Linked DNA regions of Homo sapiens: all the other regions are linked to region 2. Evidence: chromatin contacts called from ENCODE Hi-C or POLR2A ChIA-PET data. All regions are on one chromosome and are shown on one strand. Each heading gives the region's core, a stretch centred on a gene start or an enhancer-like site at or near the end of the contact. The rest is flanking DNA. Distances are from core to core; before and after follow the strand shown. Region 1 has its middle 17 kb from the start of SLC20A1-DT. Region 2 holds the start of POLR1B (RNA polymerase I subunit B). Region 3 holds the start of RGPD8 (RANBP2 like and GRIP domain containing 8).

Region 1 (3,668 bases), core at 121-2,620, 84 kb after region 2:
GAGAACGCCTGAAATATGCTTGAAGAAACGTTCATCTTTGATGGGGCATTCAGCTCAGTCTCATGCAGCCCTACCCCAGCCCCAAACTGGGCCTGGTCCTATCCCAGGACAACCCTAGGGGGGCCCCAGAGTTCCCTCCTAGAAACCAGAAGTTCCCAGCCCTTCCTGCTGCCCACCCCACCCCATGGACACGTGCCCATGTGTCAAGTAACAACAGTTAATAGTGAAGTGGGCTAGAAACACCCTGTGGCTGCCTCAGGAAGGAGAGAATATCTCTAAGTCCAGTGAGCTCAAGGTGGAACAAGAATCCAGGTGTTCAAAGGGAAGGCAGAAGGAAATGATGAGAGAAAAGGGGGATTTGTGCTCATCTCAGCAGGAACCTGGGTTGGGGCTGAGGAACTAGGAGAAGCCATGCCCCGGGGAGCCTGGAGGAAGATGCCCAGGCCAGAGCACCAGCTTGGAATTGGGAGAGCCAGGCAGGACCCCGAGTAGACATTAGGGGTTAGCGTCTGTTAGAGGAAGTTGAGGAAGAAAAACAATAAAGTTGCCCTTCCAAACAAGACAGAAGCAGTTTCTACCGTAGGTAACCGCTGGCCTAGTTATTTATTCAATATATATTCACTGAGCACATCGTCGTGCTAGGCCCTATGTCAGAAAAGGGATTTTGGGGCCAGGCACGGTGGCTCATGCCTATAATCCCAGCACTTTGGGAGGCTGATATTGGCAGATCGCCTGAGGTCAGGAGTTCAAAACCAGCCTGGCCAACGTAGTAAAACCCTGTCTCTAGGAAAAACACAAAAATTAGCTGGGCATGGTGGCTGGTGCCTGTAGTCCCAGCTACTCCGGAGGCTGAGGCAGGAGAATCACTTGAACCCAGGAGGCGGAAGTTGCAGTGAGCTGAAATTGCACCACTGCACTCCAGCCTGGGTGACAGAGCGAGATTCTGTCTCAAAACAAAAAAGAAAAAAGAAAGGGATTTTAATTAAATGCAGACTTACAGGACCTGAGACTACCTTCCTAGAGACTGAGTCTTCTTTGGAAGGCGGCAGGGATGCAGCAGCCCACAATCAAGCCATTCCCACCTCACGAATGTGGAGAATCTGAGAGGGGGTGCCTCCTTCCCCTGTGGGATTTTCTGTGGTCTCAGACCCCACAGCAGCTTCTATGCTCACCCAGCAGAGGGCAGCCTGAGCTCAGGCGCCATCTTCCCAGCACCTGCTTAGGAGACGGGACAGATGGGCACCTAGCCCCCTCACTGCCCACTGCAGGGTGGGCATGGTGCCCACTTGCTGGTGGCAGCAGCACCAGAGAAACAGGATGCACCAGGAGGCTGTAAAAAAAGGCTGTTTTTGAGTTCTCCCTAAGCCGTGATGGTGCTGCCTGGCAGATGCTCGGCCCTGGCATGCTGCCACACTCACCCTCTGTAGCATCCTGAGACTAAGGATCATCTCCTTCTCATTCCAGAGCAGCCTGCTCACCCTGCTTCTACTCCCTGTTTCTCCGAGGCATAGAATCCTCGGGAGGGACCCCAGAGCTGGAAGGGACTTGGTTGCTGCTAGTGCTGGAGTTGCCATTTCAAATAACTTCAAAGGGCAGGCAGGGAGCCTGAATTTGTGAAGCTGACTTAGGGTAAGATGGCAGGAAATGGTAGTGGCTATGCCGAACTGGAGAAAAGAGCCTTGTGCAAAGGCACCTAAATTGAATTGTTTTTCTAACTGTGAGTAAGATAAAATGCAGCCACAGGCTGAGTTGGGACATGAGTTGGCTGCCAGTTTCCTCCCTGTCCAGTTCACCCCTTAACCTTCGAGATGGGCAAACAAAGGTCCAGAGAGGGCCCAAGATAGGGCCTGATTCCCTTCTCACCAGAATCCAGTTCTGTAGTGCTGTTTATTCCTTGGGGGCACAGGGCAAATATTAAGCACAAAGAGTTGGGGGTGGTGTGGACGTCTAGCTCTGCCTGCCCCACGGCTGCTGATCAGTCTTGGATTGCTTCATTTCCTTCCTTGGCCACAGATCTCCTGTTTGGAGAAAGCAGCCTCCTCCAGAATACAGGGCACTCCTTTTCCTCAGAGTGAGTCACAGCCTCCGAGCAGACTTGTGGACAGCTTACTCCGAGACAGAATTCTCCACTCCCACTGCTTTTTCCAATGAATACCTCCAGCGGTGGGCCTCCACTGCCTTGGGCCACCGCCCTAGGGCTGCGAACTTTAATTTACTCAGGTTTTTCCCTCCTTAAAAAGAGGTCCTACAGAGAAACACCCAGGGGTCTTTTGGCCTTGATTCTTCAGATCTCATTTAAAAAAAATAGATAGATAGATAGATAGATAGATAGATAGATAGATAGATAGATAGATAGATAGATGGATGGATGGATAGATAGATAGATTAGAAGCATAAAGTGCTGTTTTCTCATAAGGTGTGAAGGTTGCAGGAGTGTGGCTGGTACTTGTCGTGGCTCTGCAAGCACCAAGAGTGGTTCTTCAGAAATCCAGGCTTGTACCTGAATTGCCTCCATCTCCAGGAGAATCAGCAGGCCATGCTGAGCTTGATGGGGATGCTTCACTAGGGCAGGAAACCTGAACCTCAGTCTCCTGGGTAGCAGGAACTGGGTTGTGGCCCCATTACCAATCATAGAGACACCTTTGGGACCTGGGGTAAGTATTTATGATATAGCTAGTCATGTGAAGAATGAGGGGAGGATTAGGACACAACTAAGGCCACTGTCACAGAGCTCCTGCCCGCCTAGCACCTCCCAACCTCCCAACCAACATGTGCAAAAGATGGCCAGAGTCCTGAAAAACTGGTCTCGAAAGGACATTGTCTCAAGTATACCTTTGAGAGGAGGAAACAGAACATTTAGTTTTTTTTTTTTTTTTTTTTTTTTTGAGACGGAGTCTCGCTCTATTGCCCAGGCTGGAGTGCCATGGTGTGATCTCGGCTCACTTCAAGCTCCGCTTCCCGGGTTCATGCCATTCTCCTGACTCAGCCTCCCGAGTAGCTGGGACTATAGGTGCCCGCCACCATGCCCGGCTAATTTTTTGTATTTTTAGTGGAGAGGGGTTTCACTGTGTTAGCCAGGATGGTCTTGATCTCCTGACCTCGTGATCCACCTGCCTTGGCCTCCCAAAATGCTGGGATTACAGGCGTGAGCCACCAGGCCGGCCACATTTACCTATTTGTTCAAGGAAAAAGAAACAGAAAAAGAAAAAAACAGAGATGGATGAGATTAGCTACCTGCAGGGCATGGTAGGAACAGGATGGAAATAAAGGGAATGAGGGGGAATGAGACTTCTAGGAATATCTCTTTTTGTTTATTTTATTTTATTTTTAGCAGAGATGTGGGTTCCTTATGTTGCCCAGCTGGTCTTGAACTCCTGGGCTCCAGCTATCCTCCTGCCTCCATCTCCCAAAGTGCTGGGATTACAGGTGTGAGCTACCGCACCCGATCCTCTTTTTGTTCTGAACTGACTTTTAAAATCATTTTAATATTTCACATCTCAAAAATAAATACAAATAAAACTCACAAGGACAGGGAAAACGCTAAAGTTGAACACAAGCAGAAACAAGCAAATAAAATGTACCCTTTGACTTCTATCTTACCACTTTGTAGTAAAAATAACTAATCCCAGTAACATGTTAAACTTTTTCTAGTTTAACCCTTGCAGCAT
Region 2 (3,668 bases), core at 542-3,041:
ACCCTTGCATCTATAGTGAACTGATTTTCGACAAGGAGGCCAAGACAATTTGATGAGGGAAAGAATAGTCTTTTTAACAAATGGTGTTAGGACAACTGGATATCCACATGCAAAGGAATAAAGTGATATGCCTTTCTCACACCATATACAAAAATTAGCTCAGAATGAGTCAAAGACTTAAATGTAAGAGTTGAAACTACAAAACTCTTAGTAGAAAATATAGGTGAAAATCCCCATGATTGAAAAATATCTAGTATTTGATAGCACAACAGGGTGACTGCAGTCAGCAATAATTTGTTGTACCTTCAAAAATAACTGAGGAAGTACAATTGGAATGTTCATGACAGAAATGATGAATGCTTGAGGTGATGGAAACCCCATCTACCCTCCTGTGATGATTACATCGTATGCCTATATGAAAACATCTCATATACCTCATAAATATGCTAATTATGTACCCATAAATTTTTTTTTAAATCCTCATGACCTTGGATTACACAATGATGTCTTAGATATGATATAAAAAGACAGGCAACAAAAGAAAAAAACTACACTTCAAAATTAAAACGTTTTGCTTCAAAGGACACCAGCAAGAAAGTAAAAACCCACAGAATGGGAGAAAAATATTTGCAAATCATGGATCTGACAAGGACTAGTATAGGCTATATAAAGAACTACAACTACTCAGTTGGCCGGGCGCGCGCGGTGGCTCATGCCTGTAATCCCAGCATTTAGGGAGGCAAGGCGAGAGGATCACTAGAGGCCGGAAGTTCAAGACCAGCCTGTGCAACAGACTCCCGGCTCGAATTTTTTATAAAAAGTGATATAGGAATGAAAAGTACCAGCTGAACTAGGAAAGGGGAAGTTGACAGTAAGGAGGGACTATCAGGGGCAGGAGGATACTGGGTAGTGGTGGTTTAATTCATTGTTTTAATTGTGGTGATGGCTGCATGGTTGTATACATAGGTCAAAACTTAACGCGTACACTTTAAATGTGTGGTTTATTGTATGCCAGTTATAACGCAATATAGCTGTTAAACACAAACACAATAAAGTTGAAAAACCAGCAGGCATTCCCTGATTAATCAGTATTCTGGGGAGGTAAGGGGCTCACAGGAACGCAAAAGAAATTCAGGCTGTAAATCCAGTTGGACGCCCCGCTGCCCCATCCCCTCCATCCGGGACCGCCCGACTCCTCTCCCACCTCCTTCCCCAGGCCTCCCCCAGGCCTCCAGTCCGGAAGATGCGACGAGGTTAGCGGGGCCCGACCACTCCTTGGCTTCCCAGGGGTGAGCCTCGCGAGTTAGGAGTTGGGTAGAGAGTCAGCCCGGGGCCCGGCATCCGCTTTTTCGTTGAAGCAACGACTTTGGCCGGATGACTCCCCAGGGTCGGCATCAGCGTGGGACTGGGAACAGGTGAAGGGAAACAGAAGAGAGCCTGAGAAGACCGCTCTCCTCCGATCCTAATTGACTGAGCCAATGAGAGCCAAAGAGGTCACATGCTCAACTGGGCGGGGAGCGGGTTTCCACCTGCGGCATCTTTCGCGAGCGGGGAGATGAGTGGGGCGGAATATGGGAGAAAGGGAGGGCCCGCCACGCTCTGGCTGGACACGGCCTTAATCGGCCCGTTCACTCGACGTTTTTGGTTCTACGTTGACCCCGAGAAACCGAAACCGCAGGGCCTAGGGCGGGTGGAACGAGAGGGAACTACATTTCCCAGCAGGCTGCGGAAACGGGACTGCGGCCACTACTTCCGGCGTGTACCGAGAGACTGGCGTCCGGCGTGTACCGAGAGACTGGCGTCCGGTGTGCAGGTGGCCACATGGATCCTGGCAGCCGGTGGCGGAACCTGCCCAGCGGGCCTAGCCTAAAGCACTTGACTGACCCCTCTTATGGAATCCCGCGGGAACAGCAAAAGGCAGCGTTGCAGGAGCTGACGCGGGCGCACGTGGAGTCCTTCAACTACGCTGTGCACGAGGGTCTCGGCCTCGCGGTGCAGGTGAGCGCGGCGTCCGCCGGCGCCCTTGCCGCGGCGAGGCCAATCCCAGGGAGGTGGCTGGGAGGTCACAGTATGACCCCAGATGCATGTGCTCCTTGATCCTGACAGGCTTGGTGGGTAAGCGGGAGAGCACAACATGTTAAACAGGACGCGGTACTGGCCTTCGTGAGACTTGGAGTCGAGGCGTCTTAAGAGATGTATTCGTGATTCTGGAGTGAAAAGTGATTGTGAACCGTAGTTTGGACAGTTTCGGGGTGCTGTGAGAGTGAGGAAGTGGCTTATCTGGGGATGTGCTTCACAATGCACACGGCTTTATATCACTTGAAGACTTACCTCTCCAAAACGTACCTCGAAAGATCCCGAACGTATTTGTAGGTACAGTGTAATGTTCAAGGTTATCCTTCAGTTTCCTTCTCTTAGAGCTTTAAAGAGAGAAACTACTCGTCATTTGTTATGAATTAAGCAGGTGCCGAGGAAGGTATAAATGAGTCATGAAAGCAAGATTGAATCGAAAAGTGTAATTGCATTATTAGCGTAGAGTAATGGTAGCAGAATTCAAGTGAGTATGGTGGGGGAAAGCTTCGTTTAGTAAGCATCCCCAGTGTCTCCAGGCACTAGGCTCAGAGGATGTGGAGGAGGCAGTCCCGTGTACGAGACAGTTCATGCATTTAAGTGCTCCCTGTCGTGTTTGGGGGTTGAAGGGGTGAAGATAATGAAAGCAGTGCATGCCAATGTTCTTGAGAACTGCTCTGCCAAGGGATTGTGTGGGCTACTGCGGGAGCCTATGGGCGGCGCAACTAATCCAGGAGTTTGAGAAAGGGCAGGATTAGATGAGTTCAAGAAGTGAGAAACGTGCATTTCGTCCAGGGGAAGAGTAGAGCAGAGTCACATGCTTCGGGGACCCTACCTGTGGTTTTGTTGGGTAAGATTTGTGTTGTGGGAGATAGGGATACAGATAATGTGGAGAGCTTTGATTGCCAGTCTGATTCTTGAACTCTATTCGGCAAATAATATGGGAGCCATTAAGATTTATTGTTTAGAAAGACTAGAGGGGTGGGGGTTATTTGTATTGTGCCTGGATTGTTACAGTATCATGTCTGTGAGAAAAAATTCCTAATTAAAAGTTAATCGGGCTGGGTGCAGTGGCTCACACCTGTAATCCAGGACTTTGGGAGGCCAAGGCAGAAGGATGACTTGAGCCCAGGATTTCAAGACCAGCTTGGATAACATAGTGAAACCCCATCTCCACAAAAATTTAAAAATTAGTGGGGCATGGTGGTGCGCACCCAAGTAGCTGGTCCCAGCTACTCGGGAGGCTGAGGTGGGAGGATAAGTTGAACCCAGGAATTTGAGGCTGCAATGAGCTATGATTGTGCCGCTGCACTCCATCCTCGGTAACAGAGTGAGACCTGTCTTTAAAAAAAAAAAATCCAATTGAGAAATTTTAGAAAAGCACTAATTTAAAAATAAGCCAGTCGGCTGGGTGTGGTGGCTCTTGACTGTAATCCCTGCACTTTGGGAGGTCAAGGCGGGTGGATCACTTGAGGTCAGGAGTTCCAGACCAGCCTGGCCAACCTGGTGAAACCCCATCTCTACTAAAAAATACAAAAATTAGCCGGGCATGGTGGCACATGTCTGTAATCCCAGCTACTCAGGAGGCTGAGGCACGA
Region 3 (3,281 bases), core at 649-3,148, 110 kb before region 2:
CTGCCTCAGCCTCCCAGGTAGCTGGGACTACAGGCGTGCGCCACCACGTCCGGCTAACTTTATTTGTATTTTTAGTAGAGACAAGGTTTCAACATGTTAGCCAGGCTGGTCTCGAACTCCTGACCTCAGGCAATCCGCCCTCCTCGGCCTCCCAAAGTGGTGGGATTACAGGCGTGAGCCACTGCGCCCGGCCAATATCCTTTTAACATCAACAATAAAAAGTGACTTGTAGCTAACATTTAGTGCTATGTGTCAAGCAATAACCTAAATGTTTAAAATGGATCATCCTATCAAATTCTATCAATGTTACAACTCCATCTATGGATGAAAAGTGTAAGTGGCCCCAAATACCCAGCTTATAAACGACAGTGCTGTGATTATTCAAGCCAAAGCAAACTGACTCAAGATTCTGCGCACATCCACCTTTAATAGCTTCTTCCGTCACTCTTTAGATCCAATGACTAAAGTCTTATTGAATCCAAAATAGATCACATTATTTACCTGTAAAGAGGAAAAATACCCTAAAAACACTTGTGGAAAAGGTTAAAAATTGTAAGCCATACTAACGATTTGTAAGAACTTTAGAATTTTTTTTTTTTAAGCAAAGGCAGCTACCAAAGTGTTCCGGGCGGGGAGGGGGGCGAGGGAGGTGAGTATGAGGAGTGGAGTGGAGCTGGACCCTTACAAAGGGACAGCGACAAACACCTCATACTCAAAACAAGGGGACTTTCCGTGTCATTTGTGCCATCGGGCCATTGCAAATGTCCACGCTGAGATGCCTACCTTGTCACTCGACGCAGCCGCCAAAGCTCACCCGGAGCTGCGTCAGTCCCCACTGGGTTCCTCCAGGCCAAGGAGGTACGACCTCCGCCGCGGCATATAAAGTAAATGTCCAGGACATGGGAAGAAACCCGCCGATACAGCACCCGGGTGCCCAAGCCCCCGAGAACTAGGCCGCGCGGGTACTACGGGGCCAGAAAGCCCGGGCCAGGGCGAGCCCACGAGCGAGCACCGTCGGGAACAAACCGGGAGAAAGAGGAAGAGCCGGCGCCAAAGGTCTCCCGCCCGCCGCGGTCCCCCCAGGACTCTTCCTGCGCTTGCAAGCGCCACGCCGCCCACAGGACTGCGCTAGCCGGCCTCCGCCTCAACAGAGCGCGCCAGGGAGCAGCGCCCTCGGGAGCCATGACCCCTGACCCATCGAGGCCGCCGCCGGGCCGGGTCGAGGCCGCCGCCTCAACAGAGCGCGCCAGGGAGCAGCGCCCTCGGGAGCCATGACCCCTGACCCATCGAGGCCGCCCCCGGGCCGGGTCGAGGCCGCCGCCTCAACAGAGCGCGCCAGGGAGCAGCGCCCTCGGGAGCCATGACCCCTGACCCATCGAGGCCGCCGCCGGGCCGGGTCGAGGCCGCCGCCTCAACAGAGCGCGCCAGGGAGCAGCGCCCGTCGGGAGCCATGACCCCTGACCCATCGAGGCCGCCGCCGGGCCGGGTGGAGGCCGCCGCCTCAACAGAGCGCGCCAGGGAGCAGCGCCCGTCGGGAGCCATGACCCCTGACCCATCGAGGCCGCCGCCGGGCCGGGTCGAGGCCGCCGCCGCCCGGCCGGGTCGAGGCCGCCGCTCTCTTCCAGACCCACTCACCTGTCGAGGCGACGGGGTGAGACCCAGCACCGAGGCGACGTACCGCTCCACATCGGCCTTGCTGCGCCTCATCGCGCCGCCAACCTGGCTCCCGAGACGCGTGCGAGCACCGCTCAGCCCCGCAGCAGTCGCCACTTCCAAGAGGAAAGTGCCTGCAAGCCACTGAAGCAGCGGCGTAGCCGGCGGAGGCCCACTGTGACGAGCGTGCGGCGCCGCCCACGGAGGCCCACTGTGACGAACCTGCGTTCTGCCTCAGCACTGTGTATCCTCGGGGACGTCGGCGCTCCAGCTGCACTCGGCCGGGCTGGTGGCGCCGCCCTGTGGTCTGAGGGTGTCTTGACATGATCTTATCTATAGAAAACCTTAATGAAAGCTCAAAAAAAAAAAAAAAAAGACAAACCATCAGTGATAATAAATGAGTTCAAAGAGATTGTACCATACGAGGTCAACTAAAAAAAATGAGATGTCTACTTATACACCAGCAAGGAACAATTCAAGTAAAATTAAGTAAACAATTCCATTTATAATATTATCAAAAATAATAAAATAATTATGAATAAATTTAACCCAAAAGTGTAAGACTTGTAGACTGGAAACTACAGAACACTGTTGAAAGAAAAGCAAGTGATTCATCCCCCGGTGCCAAACAGCAGACGCAGGTGTTACCAGTCTGGTGGGGCGCCCGAGCTGGGGACCTGGGGTCCTCTGGGAGGGGCAAGAAGGCAGCGATGCTGGCCCCCGCCTCCATCTGCCCATCCCATCTGCATCCACACACCGCCCTGCGGTAGCTGCTTGCAGCCCTTCTCTGTCAGTTTCTCCATTATCTTCTGGTTTGGTGATAAATGAGAGTTCCCATCGGGGGTGCCACCCTCTGTGTGACGGGGAGCAGAGAAGACCCTGCATCTGAGTCCTTCTGGGGGAAGAGCGAAAATGCTGGGACCAGCCCCAGCTGTCAGGGGGTCTCCAATCCCAGCAGGGAGGCCCCACGCATGGCTAGGATGCCCCAGACCCCAGGGACTGCACGAAGTGGAAAGGAGGGCCCCCGGTCCTAACTAAGGGTTCAGACCCCCGCAACACACATCCAGGCACACCCCCACCCCCTAGGCCTGGTTCTAGGTCTGCCAGCTCCGAGAAGGCCCCTAACAATGGTGCAGTCGCAGGGGCTGTGTCCCAGGCCGGGCTCACGCCCAGTCCCGCTGCCCCGGGGGTAGATGGGGCCCCTGGCCCGCGCGCTGTGGAGCCCTGGAGTGTCTGTGCGCCCCTTCCTTGGAGGGCAGCCGCTGAGGGGCTGCTGCGGGACTGGGGAGCCTCCTGGCAGCAAGCGCTCCCAATGCGTAGCGGGACGCTGTGATGGGGACAAGATCCTGGCTTTGAAGAAAGCCCTTTCCACCCTGTCCATGTGGGGGTCTCCCGGTGCCCCTGAGCCAGCGGCCCCCTCCTGCAGGCTCCGGAGGACTCCCCTGCCTGCATCTGGTCTCGCATTTCCTCCGTGACCTCCAAGCTCCCACTGGGGGCACACGGCTGCCCTGCTGACCCCAACTCTGGCCCTGTGCCGGTGGTGGGCAGCATCTGGCACGGGGGAGGCGCCGTTTCTTCCACACTCGCGCGTCCTCAGCCCAGATCATCCGGTGAAGTTTCCCCAGCAA

Evidence for each region. A loop is a pair of places that touch in the nucleus more often than their neighbours do. ChIA-PET counts read pairs that join two places held with the same protein, here RNA polymerase II (POLR2A). Pooled maps may share reads with other maps.
Region 1: a loop to region 2 is called in a pooled map, with 5 times the contacts of the local background. The contact joins the enhancer-like site here to the promoter of POLR1B in region 2. A Hi-C loop is called at or near these places in 1 of 168 maps with a recorded cell type or tissue (vagina) and 8 of 50 pooled maps. POLR2A ChIA-PET finds 5 or more read pairs at or near these places in 4 of 52 experiments (H1, OCI-LY7, T-cell and 1 more).
Region 3: a loop to region 2 is called in a pooled map, with 5 times the contacts of the local background. The contact joins the promoter of RGPD8 here to the promoter of POLR1B in region 2. A Hi-C loop is called at or near these places in 5 of 50 pooled maps. POLR2A ChIA-PET finds 5 or more read pairs at or near these places in 6 of 52 experiments (BJ, CD8-positive, alpha-beta memory T cell, HEK293 and 3 more).

The regions. Positions count from the first base shown.
Region 1 is chr2:112,625,526-112,629,193 of GRCh38, forward strand. No RefSeq gene overlaps it. Among named protein-coding and RNA genes, the nearest start is that of SLC20A1-DT, 17 kb to the right of the region's middle. Within about 2 kb of position 1,371, at least 30 of the 41 ENCODE cell types and tissues checked have a DNase peak (open chromatin) inside an H3K27ac peak, as active enhancers do.
Region 2 is chr2:112,540,674-112,544,341 of GRCh38, forward strand. It overlaps POLR1B (RNA polymerase I subunit B), which reads left to right and starts at 1,792. Exons shown (of 15, transcript NM_019014.6): 1 at 1,792-1,998. The coding sequence starts at 1,822. TTL (tubulin tyrosine ligase) reads left to right here. Exons shown (of 7, transcript NM_153712.5): 7 at 1-1,066. It overlaps LOC105373562 (a long non-coding RNA gene), which reads right to left and starts at 1,539. Exons shown (of 2, transcript NR_136321.1): 1 at 1,530-1,539; 2 at 983-1,405. RefSeq lists an enhancer at 1,675-1,824.
Region 3 is chr2:112,431,747-112,435,027 of GRCh38, forward strand. RGPD8 (RANBP2 like and GRIP domain containing 8) reads right to left here and starts at 1,899. Exons shown (of 23, transcript NM_001164463.1): 1 at 1,636-1,899. The coding sequence starts at 1,707. RefSeq lists an enhancer at 2,487-3,281.